Regions from separate parts of the Mus musculus genome. Here region 1 is linked to region 2. A link is a loop called in an ENCODE intact Hi-C map of the cell type or tissue named here. Cell type or tissue: left cerebral cortex. All regions are shown on one strand.

Region 1 (5,000 bases), 2.0 Mb after region 2:
GGTGGAGCTAAAAGAAAGCCTGCCATAGAACCTAAAATTATGTACCTAATCCGTTATGAGAAGCCCACCAAGGATGACCATTCAGAAACAGTTTGTAGCTGATTGAAATGATTTATTCCTTGTATTGAGGATCACATCCTGGTATCTCACTCTGCTGCTAGAGGGAGAATTTTTTTCTGTTGTTGTTGTTGTTTGTTTGTAACAAGCAGTTTAAAAGAAGCTACATTAGCTAGGGAATCTTGAACTCTGGTTCATAAAACAGTTGGGTAATATTCTATAAGATTCTACGTCAAGATCAAGAAGTAGTTAAACCTGAAATGGCCTTACCAGGAATACAAGATGGAGGAAGTGCCACACTGACTTTCCTTGTCATAAAAACACAATTCTAAACCCTGAAAACAGGACAGTAGCTTAACAACTCAGAAACACTCCTACTCTATATTTCAGAGTTTCTAAAACTACAAAGACCTTGATGAAAACAACAAGAAAATCAGTCAGTTACTTATTTCCATTTAAGTAAAAACTGGAAAAGAAAGTAAAAAAAAGTTCTTAACTATTAATCATGAAAACCAGAGTTTAAATCCCAGAATCTACGTGGTTTTTATTTTTTAAAGAACGATATGAAAAAGGACTGGATGCGAAAAATAAAATGCAGGCCTTTATGCAAATGAGGAGCTCAAATTCTGGCTTTCTATTGGGTACGATATATTAACCAATGGGAGAAACACAAACAGAATACCTCCAGTTAGTATAAATGCTTGCTGTTCAGTTGCAGAATTTACTATATATTCTTTTCCTTTCTCTGCTTTGCCTTTACTGATACTTAAACGCATACATGTCTGGACGCGGAAAGCAGGGTGGCAAGGCCCGCGCTAAGGCCAAGACCCGCTCCTCCCGGGCCGGCCTGCAGTTCCCCGTAGGCCGCGTGCATCGGCTGCTCCGCAAGGGCAACTACTCGGAGCGCGTGGGCGCCGGCGCCCCGGTGTACCTGGCGGCCGTGCTGGAGTACCTGACGGCCGAGATCCTGGAGCTGGCGGGCAACGCGGCCCGCGACAACAAGAAGACGCGCATCATCCCGCGCCACCTGCAGCTGGCCATCCGCAACGACGAGGAGCTCAACAAGCTGCTGGGCCGCGTGACCATCGCGCAGGGCGGCGTCCTGCCCAACATCCAGGCCGTGCTGCTGCCCAAGAAGACCGAGAGCCACCACAAGGCCAAGGGGAAGTAATCTGGCGATTGTCTGTACTGCCCAGTTGAAAGTTAACCAAAACAAAGGCTCTTTTCAGAGCCACCCACATCTTTCCATAAAATGAGCTGCCACCTCGTGAAACGTTCTTCCACTACAGTTTTTATACTACATATGAAAAAGTTACGAAGTAGCTTTCAATCTTAGTAAATTGATTTTAATACTGTTAGTCCCTGCGATAAATCTTACGACCTTCCTTAGTTTGAGTCAAAAGTGTGTAAGAGATGAAACCTTTAGAACATACTATATAAATTTTTAGTAGAAATTTGGCACCCAGGTTTGTCATTCACGTCACGATTGTCTAGAGCATAATGGTAGTAAGGGCTAAGGGCCATTAAATCCCACTTCCATAGTTTCGGCAGTATTTTAACTAACATGATCTGCCTGTGTGTATCGGTTTGCAAATATTTGATTTTAGAATTGATAAACTACATTTATTTAAACTAGGTCTTGCAAAGCTCACAAAACCTACTTTAAATTTCTATGTTCACTTGTTTGATTACCTGAATTGAGTTTTCAAAGCTTGAGACAATTTGATGTATGTATGTAAGTAAAATTATGTAAAACTTTCTTATGTAAAATTTCTGTTCACAGGAGTTATATACACTACAGTGTAAAATTAAAGTGATAGCAAAGATGGAGGGGAAGAGAGGCGGAGAGTGTGCATGTTCTGAAAGCTTTTTAACCAGGATTTAGAAGCAGAGGCTGACCAATCCCAACAAAGCGCGGGCCCTTTGAATGTTCTTCGGTCCAATAGCGGATAGTCTGATTGTATAAAAGGTGGACAGCGCCTTGCAGCTCACTATAGTGTCAGTCTATTTTCCCTTGTTAAAGTCATGGCTCGTACTAAGCAGACCGCTCGCAAGTCCACCGGCGGCAAGGCCCCGCGCAAGCAGCTGGCCACCAAGGCCGCCCGCAAGAGCGCCCCGGCCACCGGCGGCGTGAAGAAGCCTCACCGCTACCGTCCCGGCACCGTGGCGCTGCGCGAGATCCGGCGCTACCAGAAGTCGACCGAGCTGCTGATCCGCAAGCTGCCGTTCCAGCGCCTGGTGCGCGAGATCGCGCAGGACTTCAAGACCGACCTGCGCTTCCAGAGCTCGGCCGTCATGGCTCTGCAGGAGGCGAGCGAGGCCTACCTTGTGGGTCTGTTTGAGGACACCAACCTGTGCGCCATCCACGCCAAGCGTGTCACCATCATGCCCAAGGACATCCAGCTCGCCCGCCGCATTCGTGGGGAGAGGGCTTAAACGAAACAAAGTGCAAACTGGAACCCAAAGGCTCTTTTCAGAGCCACCCACAGTTTCTGTAAAAGCAGCTGTTACTTTTCTACTGTCTTGGAAACTTTGTTTTTCAAAGATTTATCTAGTTACAAAGTATACTGTTGCTTTCTTCAGTAGGCATCAGTTCTCACTTCAGTTGTTGCTGGTATTTGAGCTCATGTCCTGGAAACTGCCTTTAAATTAAACAGTAATTTACATATTACAATAAGTGGCCAAAAGTAATGGACTGTCAGGCTTTATGTCATAAGCATTGCCTGTCTTGATTCCTTTTTGGTCTGTTCTTGGGTTTTGTCTTTTTTTGTTTTTGTTTTCGTGCTATATATTTGTGCTCTCTTGTGTAATTTCCACTACAGGTCATATCCAGGTGTCTTTTGTTCACATATTTCTGGTTCCAACACTTGTCTGTCCTGAAGCTTGTGCAATGTTTACTGTTTTTGCTGTTACTCATTGAAATCTAGTACAAAACTTAAAAAATTTTGTTTTCTATGTTTTAATAGATGCTGAAAAGTAGTATTTCAAGTTAAATACAATTTACATTATGCTGGGATATTTCAAGCAATCGTCAGAAATTTTTAGTTTTTGTAAATTTTTTCACTATATTTCTGAACTTTAAACTACAGAGGCCTCTCTACACAACCTCTCACTCCAGACATTGGCTCCCATCCCTTTCCCACTACTTTCTTACATGTAACACTGCCTATATCGGGAATGTGAATAGACAACAAACTACCAAGATTTAACTTGTGGGTGATTCGTGTGGATATATTTTCCAGGGATAATAATAGCAAATACAACAATGACATTAAAACCTGGCTTACAAAATGATAATTTATTTTAAATCACATCTGCACTCCCTGATACTCTTCCATAGATTAAGTGGGGCAGCAGGATCACAAGTTTGAAGTCCCCTTTGTTACAGAATGAGTTCAAAGACAGCCTTGGTAGTTTAGTAAGACCTTGTCTTGATATTAGAAGAGACTGGGGTCCAGGTCAAAAGGTATCACACTTGCTTAGCTTACCTATTAAACAAACCAAACCAAACAAAAAGGAAGAAAAGGTATATGTCTAGGTATTTGATTTCCTAGAGGCTGCTGTAGATAGCTCTGCCTGGCAACGATATGTCATCCACATATGGTGTCTTATGGTCATGATGTCCCTTGAATGCCCAATATCTAAACATTTGGTTTTTGCTGTGCTGGCATTCATGTCCCCTGCTTAGCTGTTATGAATAAATTATATATATATTACTCTCCTCTGTAACAAAGTAGTGTTTTAGGTACAGTTTGCTGAAAGGCAGCAAACTTGCTATTTTTCTGTAAGAATCAGATGAGCAGTCTTCAAGGGTCTGGCTCTTCTTGCCTCATTGTCCTTACTAGAAGCATGCATTTAAAACCTGGATTCTACATTCAGTCATTTATTTGAAGATTTAATAGAATTTCATAATATAACAAATATAATAATATCTTAATAAATAATAAAATCGTGCATCTTCTTTGAGAGACCTCAGTAGTGGATAGTCTGCAGCAGCAGATAGTAGTCACTGTGTGGGAAGCTTGCACAGGCTCAGATTCTATCATAAGTGCCTACTAGGCCATCTCAGATGAATCTTTTTTTCCATTTGAAATTGGAATCTACACCATCTATCTTTTATGATTATCATTAGAATATATTCCAATGCATAGTTTCAATTTTTCTGAGCTATATATTGTTTTTTAATAAAAATTTTAAATAACTCAAACAAGCTTCTGAAATTACATCTTACTTAGCATCACTTAATTGCATAGACTCTGCTCAGTTTATAAATTATCACCATGTACTTAAAAATCTTTTAAGGATTTGTTGTTGTTTTTGTTCTTAGGAAGTAGTATGGTCTAATATCCCCCTATTCTCTCTATAGAGCAGGAAAAACAAAAACAAAACACAAATAAACTGATTTTCAAATTTTGCTAAAATAATATTGATCTTCCTTTAGTGTTCTACTATACCTTCCTCTCTGCACTCCACTTGGAATAAAAACACTTTTTTAAAAAATTGGGTCTTTCTTTATGGTAACTTATAGCTTTGTATTATATAACTTGTAAGTTATATAAAAAAAAATATGTTTTTGCCAAATCCATCCTAAAGCCCAGGTGGAGGGTCTAACTGTGAAGTTTTACCTTGCTATATATATGTAATTAAACAGATAGTATGCATTTGAGATCTATAGTAAACATGATTTCTATCCTCCAGGAACTGCACACAGAATGATATCAGGCACATGATAATGTTTACAGCTAGTACTCTTGAAGAAAACAGTTTTGTTATGGATATTTGTATGAAAGTTCAAGGCTCTTAAAGACAACTTGGAAGTCAAGTTTTAAGATCTGCTGTTTAGATTACAAGTTTTAACAATAAAAATCATACACAGTGGCACAAACCTGCTACTTAGCTGAGGAGACTGAGGCCAGAGAATTGCAACTTCCATCTAGGGTTAC
Region 2 (5,000 bases):
TTATTTAATTGACTTTCACTAATATTTTCAAGAAAATATCCAAGTGGGTTTGTGAAGTCTGAACAAAATATTTGAAGACAGGGGTTCATCTGTGACTACTATGCTCTGTACTAATACTCTCTGTACAGTACAAGTATAATGAAAAACACTTTTTTTTAATCTCCTGAAACTTTTCCCCCACATCTACTAAATTAGGATCTGTCAAGAAAATTGATGGAAAAACTATATTTACAAAAACTGGTTGATTGACAGGAACTACATATATGAGAGGTATGAAAACAGTGAAATTGGAGTGTCACAGGTTCTAATGCTGGTTGTCTTCTTGGTCACACTTTATGCTCTGAATGTGGTCCTCTATGTCTAACAGTTTGTGACTAATAGATAAAAACCTCATTTGTAACCTCAACATAGCAGATCAGTAGTTTCCACCAATCCAAAAGGCAAGAAAGTCATCAGATAGTATCTGGGATCTGTAGAAAAGTTTCTCCCACATTGCTGCACATCTCTCCAATATGTTTAAACCTATCTTTACTTTGTTTTATAACTTCATAAGACTCCTTCCATGTTGGAACATGAAATTTGGAGAAACCTCTAGTATACACTGTTTCTTATTCCCTTTCAGGTGAGAGGTGAGTGGATTTTTTGGTTTTGTTTTTCTATCTGTCTCTGTGTGTGTGTGTGTGTGTGTGTGTGTGTGTGTGTGTGTGTGTGTGTGTGTGTGTTTCAACTATGCAGGGATGATGACGCAAGTCAAAGTCAGAAAGGTGGGAAAGGATAAACCATGAAGAGTATTAGGGCTGTACCAGAGAGCTGTGAAGAGGCACAGTTAAGAGCCTGTCATCTCCGCTCAGTAGAGAAAACAAGGACTACACTGAAGACTGGCTTCAGTGCCTGTGAATCCTGAAAGAAAGCCAATGGCTATTTTAGGAACCCAGATAAAATGATGAGTTTGGCTTGAACCCGTATGCTGGGACTTTTCTCCAGGTGTTCTGGAGGTGCTCCCATGTCTCTGCTTTCTATGAGGAAGTCTCATGAGAAAAAGACAATTAACAATAAAAAGTGACAAAGGAAGGGTTTCTTATTCCTCTGTTTCAAATTTGTCATTTGAATACTGTGGAACTTGAAGATTTGACTATAGGACACCAAGCAGGCTGGGAGGTCCAACAGGATGTATAAGGTTTTTGATTGTTGGTGGATCCTGGCTTCCATCAAGCTCCACATGTCCAAGAATGATGTGTGTTTGGTTCAGTCCGTGTGTGTAAGTGGAGTTTGGCACAGGATATAACAGGCAGTGGGTACTCGACCTGTGAGATGACAGGGAGACTGAGACCTGCAATTCTAGCTTCTCTCTGCCGCAACCCTAAACCTGATGTTAGCTAGGAATTAAACTAGAGAACTCTTACAGGATCAGCAATCATCCTTGACCACTTGGCCACTCCTCCAGCCCCCTAAATGACTTTTTCATGGTAACTGCTGTCCATATATACTCCAAATTGTTTTCAGATAACATAACTCTAGTAATAGATTTACTACATCAATCTTCAACCTTCCTTTCTAGAGTTCCTTTTCTGCTAATTTCTTCTACTGACTCAGAATAAATAGAAATATACTGAATTGTATATCTTCGGCATTTCTTCGGCAAGTCTGTTGGCAGCAGAGGGTTTTTTTGTTTGTTTGTTTTTAACATTTTCTTTAACCTCAGCCTCCTTAAAAGTTTGTGCAACCACGGTAACCTTTATCTTGCATGTAAGTTATAAGGTGTTTACAAAAAAAAAAAATCTTCTGCAATGTAACAGAAAAGGTTGAAAGGGGGTATAAAGCTGAACAGATTCCCAAATTTTATAAAAACGACAGACGTCATCCTGTAAATGCTGAGGGAACTAAGTAGTCCCTAAGCTGTAACTTGCTCTTCCTCCTAGAATGCACTACAGGAAGATACAAGCAAACTTCGTGGCCTGAAACATTAAAACGTAGTAATAGCTACTAGTATTTATAGGTCAGTAAATTAAATTTCACACTGGCTTGTATAAATAGGTTGGATGCAACAATTCTAAAGGCATTAATAAAACTAGGGTTAGGTTCACATTATCTCAGTGTTGCACTCATTAGCCCAATAATGATCCAAAGTAGCACAACTCCTCCAAGTGTTTTTGTAGGTGGCTCTGAAAAGAGCCTTTGGTGGTTGGAAAGGGTTGCTTTCTATCAAGGGCCTCACTTCCCCTTGGCCTTGTGGTGGGTCTCGGTCTTCTTGGGCAGCAGCACGGCCTGGATGTTGGGCAGGACGCCGCCCTGCGCGATGGTCACGCGGCCCAGCAGCTTGTTGAGCTCCTCGTCGTTGCGGATGGCCAGCTGCAGGTGGCGCGGGATAATGCGCGTCTTCTTGTTGTCGCGGGCCGCGTTGCCCGCCAGCTCCAGGATCTCGGCCGTCAGGTACTCTAGCACGGCTGCCAGGTACACCGGGGCGCCGGCGCCCACGCGCTCCGAGTAGTTGCCTTTGCGGAGCAGCCGGTGCACGCGGCCCACGGGGAACTGCAGGCCGGCCCGGGAGGAGCGGGTCTTGGCCTTGGCGCGAGCCTTGCCACCCTGCTTGCCTCTTCCTGACATGGTAGAACCTAGAATATAAGCCTGCTCAGTAAGTGGTTTGAAGGCAAAGCTGACAGTATTTATAGTCAATGCAGGGCATGAAAAAGTAGGAATTTCATTGGTTACATAGAAGCATTGCACCTAGACCAATAACAGAGTTGCATTGAAAAGCCCTTGCTATGATTGGGTATTTGGTGGATGACGACTGCTAATTCGCGATAGCTATAGCCACAAGTTTGTTTAAAAGGCAGCCTGTGCAGACACACTTTACATTTCTTTTCTTTCTGTATCTTTAGGCTTTTGGTCAGTTCCTACCATGCCTGAACCCGCTAAGTCCGCTCCCGCCCCGAAGAAGGGGTCCAAGAAGGCCGTCACCAAGGCCCAGAAGAAGGACGGCAAGAAGCGCAAGCGCAGCCGCAAGGAGAGCTACTCGGTGTACGTGTACAAGGTGCTGAAGCAAGTGCACCCCGACACCGGCATCTCCTCCAAGGCCATGGGCATCATGAACTCGTTCGTGAACGACATCTTCGAGCGCATCGCGAGCGAGGCGTCCCGCCTGGCGCATTACAACAAGCGCTCGACCATCACATCCCGGGAGATCCAGACGGCCGTGCGCCTGCTGCTGCCCGGGGAGCTGGCCAAGCACGCCGTGTCGGAGGGCACCAAGGCTGTCACCAAGTACACCAGCTCCAAGTGAGTTCCTTTAACTCACACTCCTAACCCAAAGGCTCTTTTCAGAGCCACCCACACTTTCAACTAAAAAAGGCTGTTGCCCTGTATTCACTTTGGGGTTCCTCTAACTCACTCCTGAAACAAAGGCTCTTTTTAGAGCCACTCACTTTATTGGAAGGATGTGCACTTTGTGAGATAATTGCTTAGAAATCTAAAGACTTATGGAAGGTGTCAATTCCAGAGGTTCATGACTAGAAAGTTCCCTTCCACACTATAAACTTAACTGGTCTTAACCTATACATATAGCACCTATTCCTACCCTCTTGAATACAGTGTTGTAAGCCGTCTTTCTTTTTTCCCTCCTCTTTGCATTAATTTAACAGAAGTAAAACATACACTCATCTTGTCCTTATCAGTTAGTGGCTTCATTAGCCAATTACTGTGCTGCGCGGGCAATTTCAAATTTAAGCGCCAGAGATAGTGGCGTTTGTTTCTCCACCATTCTTGGGGTGCTTCCCTTATCCACTGTTTCTGATGCTTGGAACAAATTTAAAAGGAAAAGTCAGGCCTTTGCCTGCTGTTTCCTTATTCTCACCTTAATGGGATTTTCAGTTTAAATATTGCAATAGATTAGTTGAAACATTTTTAAATCTTTCTGGAATCTACACGAAATCGCTCCAGTTCTTTTGGTGGTACATTTTTATATGATTAGTGTATTCTAGTGACTCCCAGCTCATAAGCAACAGTTTTGAATTTTTTGTTTGTTTGTTTAGGGGACATGGCATTCTTTCAGACAAACTAGTAGAAATAGATACATGTTTCTTCATTTTTTTAAATGAATTAATCGAGATAAATTAACAATACATGTCATATACAGAAGAAAACAGCTGAAATAAATTTCAGGCATGTTTTAGGAGGTTCACATACAATAGCACTTCATAAAATCAAAACCAAATTAGTTTTGAAGTTCATATAAAAGTGTGTGATTACCAACTAATAATATTGATAAGTGAAAATAAAAAATATTACACAGAGACTATTTGAGCGATAAAGGTCGGCTCAGATGTCTGGGAAGCACAGAGCCTCTGAAAACTTTTTGGGAACAGAAATTTGCTCTTGCATGTTTGACATAATTTGCTTTACATTTCGGTGTGTGTTTCCTATGTCATCTTGGTTGTCACATACTATATATATGATAGTATAGATACAATAGAGAGGGAAAGAACCTGTGTAAAAATTCTAAACTTCATTACATTTTTCATAAAGAAAAATTTATGAAAACCTTGTTTCTCTAAGTATTTGTATTTTCTTTTACTATGAAGAGGGATAGAGGCCAATAACAAGGCTCATGGGTTTAGATTTGGGCTAAAATTATGTGTGAAAGATCAGGGCTAAGAAGAGGAAAGGACTCATCTTATGTGGGAAGCAGAGTACAAAGGCTTTATTCTTAACCATAAACTGTTACAGCTCTGGTTACAAACTAAACAGTGTATAATGCACCAAACTATAATGTTTGGATTTTTTTTTCGTACTATACAAAGAATACTTTTTTTTTGTCAAGGAAATACTTACTGGAGTGTGAAGGCAGTAGGCTGCCATAATTATGCAAACATCCTCTTGTTTTCAAGGGATGGCTAGCAAGTGTATTGTCTTGGCCTGACATCTTTCACCAAATTTTCATTTCCCCTTTTCTGTTTAACCATATTTTGTAATATAATATTGAATATGGATGATCAATATTGAAT

The links. Hi-C counts contacts between places; a loop is a spot of excess contacts. Peaks named below come from ENCODE experiments on the same cell type or tissue, not always from the same donor. Only the 100,000 strongest peaks of a DNase experiment are listed, where the experiment ranks them.
Region 1: it touches region 2 in a loop (5-fold over the local background); 4 of 42 quality-filtered maps call a loop at or near these places.

The regions. Positions count from the first base shown.
Region 1 is chr13:23,750,298-23,755,297 of GRCm38, forward strand. H2ac4 (H2A clustered histone 4) reads left to right here and starts at 791. Exons shown (of 1, transcript NM_175660.3): 1 at 791-1,295. The coding sequence starts at 836. The coding sequence ends at 1,228. H3c2 (H3 clustered histone 2) reads left to right here and starts at 2,048. Exons shown (of 1, transcript NM_178203.3): 1 at 2,048-2,543. The coding sequence starts at 2,083. The coding sequence ends at 2,493. In left cerebral cortex, CTCF peaks have their summits at 1,168 and 2,016; DNase peaks (open chromatin) are centred at 770, 1,225 and 1,964; H3K4me3 peaks cover 1,016 bases; H3K27ac peaks cover 1,618 bases.
Region 2 is chr13:21,751,224-21,756,223 of GRCm38, forward strand. H2ac15 (H2A clustered histone 15) reads right to left here and starts at 2,689. Exons shown (of 1, transcript NM_178183.2): 1 at 2,154-2,689. The coding sequence starts at 2,604. The coding sequence ends at 2,212. H2bc15 (H2B clustered histone 15) reads left to right here and starts at 2,853. Exons shown (of 1, transcript NM_178201.3): 1 at 2,853-3,330. The coding sequence starts at 2,900. The coding sequence ends at 3,280. In left cerebral cortex, CTCF peaks have their summits at 2,369 and 3,695; DNase peaks (open chromatin) are centred at 2,731 and 3,699; H3K4me3 peaks cover 1,813 bases; H3K27ac peaks cover 1,092 bases.